2 separate regions of the Homo sapiens genome follow, and region 1 is linked to region 2. Evidence: chromatin loops called from intact Hi-C (ENCODE). Cell type or tissue: heart right ventricle. All regions are shown on one strand. Region 1 overlaps TEKT5 (tektin 5). Region 2 holds the start of TEKT5 (tektin 5).

Evidence for each region. A loop is a pair of places that touch in the nucleus more often than their neighbours do. Peaks named below come from ENCODE experiments on the same cell type or tissue, not always from the same donor. Only the 100,000 strongest peaks of a DNase experiment are listed, where the experiment ranks them.
Region 1: it touches region 2 in a loop (1.8-fold over the local background); 2 of 110 quality-filtered maps call a loop at or near these places.

Annotation. Positions count from the first base shown.
Region 1 is chr16:10,643,905-10,646,404 of GRCh38, forward strand. All of the region lies in intron 5 of TEKT5 (tektin 5), which reads right to left. Among named protein-coding and RNA genes, the nearest start is that of TEKT5, 50 kb to the right of the region's middle. In heart right ventricle, no CTCF peak of the experiment used is centred here; no DNase peak of the experiment used is centred here.
Region 2 is chr16:10,693,505-10,696,004 of GRCh38, forward strand. It overlaps TEKT5 (tektin 5), which reads right to left and starts at 1,426. Exons shown (of 7, transcript NM_144674.2): 1 at 806-1,426. The coding sequence starts at 1,369. In heart right ventricle, no CTCF peak of the experiment used is centred here; no DNase peak of the experiment used is centred here.

The DNA.
Region 1 (2,500 bases), 50 kb before region 2:
GGTGGCAGGCGCCTGTAATCCCAACTACGCGGGAGGCTGAGGCAGGAGAATTGCTTGAACCCGGGAGGAGGAGGTTGCAGTGAACCGAGGTCGCACCATCGCACTCCAGACTGGGCAACAAGAGCAAAACTCTGCCTCAAAAAATAAATAAAATAACATAAAATCAATTTCACATTTTTCGCTTTTTCAAGCAGCTACTAGACACTTTAAAGTTACACAAGGGGCTTGCACTGTATTTCTAATGGATGGCACTAGTCGAGACCCTGCTGAGCGTTTTTCAGTTTACAAAGTCCTTTCCCATCTTTTACGTCATTTGATACCCACAACTGCCCTGTGAGAAAGTGAGTCAGTGACTACTATTCCCATTGCACATATGAAGTCAACTGAGGCCCAGAGAGGAGCTGTAAACAGCTAAGTGCATCATCAGAGGTGGACATGAGGCTTGAAACCCTAAAGTCATTTTTCTCAAAGTGGCGTTCGCAGATCCCCACATCGGATTCTTCCAGAATGGCTTATTATCTATGCAGATCCTTGAGCCCTACACACTTACTGCATCCAAATCTCACCTCTCCAGGTCCTTGCTTAAATGTCACCTCCAAAGAAAGAGCTTCCCTGTCTACTCTATTCAAAACGGACAGCCACCTCCATCACTGCACCCCTCACCTGGCTTCCCCCTTTCTTCCTGGATCTATTTGTCTGCATGAATCAGTTTGTCTCCAGACCCTATGGGGGCACCAGGAAATGGCTTCCTGACTATAACATAAGCTATCAGAAATCAGGGGCTGTGTTTTGTTCACACTGTTCTCCTATCGCCTAGAACAGTGTTTGGTGCAGCATTAGGGTTACCAGTTAAACTATAGGACTCCCAGTTAAATTTGAATTTCATATAAACAACAAAGCACTTTCTCGTGTATGTTCTGTAATGGACTGCCTGAATGTCTGTGTTCCCCCAAAATTCCTATATTGAAAGCTTAATCTGTCCCAGTGTGCTGGAGGTGGGGCCTCTGAGAGGCGATTAGGTGATGAGGTGGAGCTCTCATGAATGGGATTAGTGCCTTTATAAGAAGAGGCTACTTTACTCTCTTTCTGCCAGGTGAAGAAATACAAAGGCTGTCTACAACCCGGAAGAGGGCCCTCACCAGAACCCGATCATGCTGGCACCCTGACCTTGGACTTTTAGCCTCCAGAACTGTGAGAAATAAATTTTGATGTTTACAAACCACCTAGCCTATGGTGGTACTTGGTTATAGTAGCATGAATGCAAGGAGGCAAGCCCCCCCAGTTATTGCATGAGACATACTGATGTTAAAACATGATTTGTAGGTCAGGCACAATGGCTCACACCTATAATCCTAAACACTTTGAGAGGCTGAGGTGGGAGGATTGCTTGAGCCCAGGAGTTCGAGACCAGCCTGGGCAACATAGTGAAAACCCATCTCTACAAAAAATACAAAAAAATTAGTCAGGTGTGGTGGTTTGCACCTGTGGTCCCAGCTACTCAGGAGGCTGAGGTGGGAGGACTGCCTGACCCCAGGAGGTGAAGGCTGCAGTGAGCCGTGATGCACCACTGCACTCCAGCCTGGGCAGCAGAGCAAGATCCTATATAATAATAATTTGGCCAGGCACAGTGGCTCACGCCTGTAATCCCAGCACTTTGGGAGGCCAAAGCAGGCAGATCACCTGAGGAGAGGAGTTCAAAACCAGCCTGGCCAACATGGTAAAATCCCATCTCTGCTAAAAATACAAAAATTGGCCAGACATGGTGGCAAGCACCTGTAATTCCAGCTACTGGGAGGCTGAGACAGGAAAATCGCTTGAACCTGGGAGGCGGAGGTTGCAGGGAGCCAAGATCACACCATTGCACTGGACTGCAAGACTGGGCAACAAGAGTGAAACTCTGTCTCAAAAACTAAATAAAATTTAAAAAATATAATAATTTGTTGGCTGGCCATAGTGTCTTAGTGCCTGTAATTCCAGCACTTTGCGGGGCACTGAGGTGGGAGGATCGCTTGAGCCAAGGAGTTTGAGACCAGCCTGGGCAATATAGTGAGACCCCATCTCTACAGAAAAAAAAGAAAAACTGGCCAGGCATATAGTGCACATCTGTAATCCCAGCTACTTGGGAGGCTGAGGAAGGATTGCTTGAGCCCAGAAGGTCGAGGTCGCACTCAGCTATGATCACAACACTGTACTGCATTCTAGCCTGGCCAACAGAGTAAGACTCTGTCTCAAAAAAAAAAAAAAATTTGTTGATCTGACATTCAAGTTTAAATGGACATCCTGTATTTGTCTTTGCTAAATCTGGAAACCCTACTTATGGTAGTAGCTCAATAAACATCAATTGAATGAATGAATCACAGTGGGATCTGGAAATCTAGATTTTTAACCAGCTTCCCCCCAGTGACTCTTGTGCACACTCAAATTTGGGAACAACCTGCCCTACAAATTATAGAATCCTGCCCATCTCGGATTTTAAGATAGGGGAAAACTGATTACACAG
Region 2 (2,500 bases):
AGTCAGCACCGACATTGGTCACTACGGACCCACACAGACATACAGGTGCCCTGCACTGAATAGCAGTCTTGAATACATCAGTGACAAAGCAGGCAAAAATCTCTACCTTGATGGAGACTATACTGTATTCTAATATTCAATCAAGTATAGAGCATGTTAAATGATAAGTATTACGGGGAAAAATAAGGCAGTTATGGGCCAGGCACAGTGGCCCATGCCTGCAATCCCAGCACTCTAGGAGGTCAAGGCGGGAAGATCAGATCGAGACCAGCCTGGCCAACATAGCAAAACCCTGTCTTCACTAAAAATACAAAAATTAGCTGGCCATGGTGGCGGGCACCTGTAATCCCAGCTCCTCAGGAGGCTGAGGCACGAGAGTCGCTTGAACCCAGGAGGCGGAAGTCGCAGCGAGCCAAGATCGAGCCACTGCACTCCAGCTTGGGTGACAGAGGGAGACTCTGTGTAAAAAATAAATAAATAAGTCAGTTATTTTAAGCATGTGCTTTAAGGACCAGAACACACACATGCTCAGGCATGCATAAGTATGCACACAATATTTTCATGAAACCCCTGCAACTTTGATGTAGCTTCAAGGAGAAAAGGAAATTCTATTCAGTCCAAGAAACCCTGATTTGACTGGGATTATCCTGAATTGACTAAGATTGTATTACTGATCGTATTCGATGATGCAGCTCAAACCGACCTGCAAGGTGCCTGCCACCTTCATCTTCAGTCAAGGGAAGCAGAATGAGCGTGCAGTATCCCCAGGACACAGCCACAGCCCTGTCCCCACCCCTGTACTCACCTGCAATGGGCAGTTCACCTCATTGGCCGCGCACTCCAGCCGCCTCTTGACCGTCTCCAAGTTCTGGTTCTCAGTCAGAAGCCTGTCCAGCTCATAGCTCAGCTCTGACTTCCAGAAGCCAATGTCCGACAGCCTCTGGCCCAGGTTCCGGCAGGTGCCCTCCTGCATCTGGTGCGTCAGCTGGTCCTTGTCCTGCAAGAGCCTCATGGAGTCATCCGTCAGCCGGCTGGCCCACAGCCGGGAGGCCTCGGCCCCACGCACCTGCAGCTGGTTGGACTGGTCCCAGTCGTGGGGGCTATAGCGAGAGAAGAGTGCGGAGCGCAGTGTGGGCAGGATGGTGGGCGGCCGCAGGGTACTGGTGCTCTCGTCCGGGCAGGTCTGGACGTTGGCTATCTTGTAGAAGAGGCTAGGCCTCCATGAATTGAGGTAGCGGTACCCGGGCAGGTAGTAGGGCTGATAGCATTCCTGGATCACTGGCGCCTGTACAGCTGGCAGTGAGGTCAAGCCACAGCATTTCTTGGGACCACAGTAACTGGCGGTCTGAGTAGTCCCAAGAAACTCCATCCTCCCTCATGAGCCCCACTCGGGCAAAACTCAGCTCAAGGAGCCAAAGGCATCACCAGGAAAGGTGAAAGTGCTTCTCTTGGGGACTAGCAGAACCTCTATGACTCAGCACTGGTGTCATAAAGCCTGGGGAGAGGGACTCTTAGCGGGGCCTTTGCTCACTTACAGGCCAGCTGCAGCCATATTGTCCAAAACAAAAAGACAAAAACAATAATCAGCAAAGTGAATGTGAGTTTCATAATCCACAGATTCGGTTGCAAGAAGTGACATTTTATCTTCCTATTACAACTGGGCGGGAGGAAAATTAATGTAGTTTACCCAGTGAATTCATCAGCTCAGGGACAATTTGGTCAAAGCGAGTTGTTTTCTTTCTTTCTTTGTCCCCAACATGGCATCAAAATGGTCCATCTGAGGTGAGGCATGGTAGCTCATGCCTGTCATTTCAGCACCTTGGAAGGCTGTGGCCAGAGGATCACTCAAGTACAGGAGTTACTAGTATAGGAGACTAGTATAGGAGACTAGCCTGGGCAACTTATTGAGACCCCATCTCTACAAAAGAATTTTAAAACGAGCTGGGCACAGTGGCTGGCACCTGTGGTCCCAGCTACTCAGGAGGCTGAGGCAGGAGGATGGCTTGAGTCCAGGAGGTGGAGGCTGCAGTGAGCTGTGATCGCACCACTGCACTCCAGCCTGGGTGGCAGAGCAAGACTGTCTCCAATAAAAAAACAAGGTTCATTGGTACCATGGAATACCACTCAGCAATACTACTCAAAACAGCACAAATGAATCTCAAATTTTAAGCTATGTGGAAGCAGCTAGGCTCAAAAGATGACACTGTGTATTAGTCCATGTATATGACATTCTGGAAAAGACAAATCCATACGGACAGAGGACAGATCAGTGGTTGCCAGGGTCTAGAGGTTGGGGGAGAGTTGTTGGCTCCAAAGGAGCACAAGAAAATCGGGAGGGGCGAGACAGTATGTTCTAGATCTTAATTGTGTTGGTTACACATTTAGTGGAAACCTATAGAAGTTTCCACTAAAAAGAGTAAAATTTACTGTACATCAATTATACTTCAATAAACCTGATTTTTAAAAATAGAGGGAGGGATCTTGAGCATCAGGAGGCAGA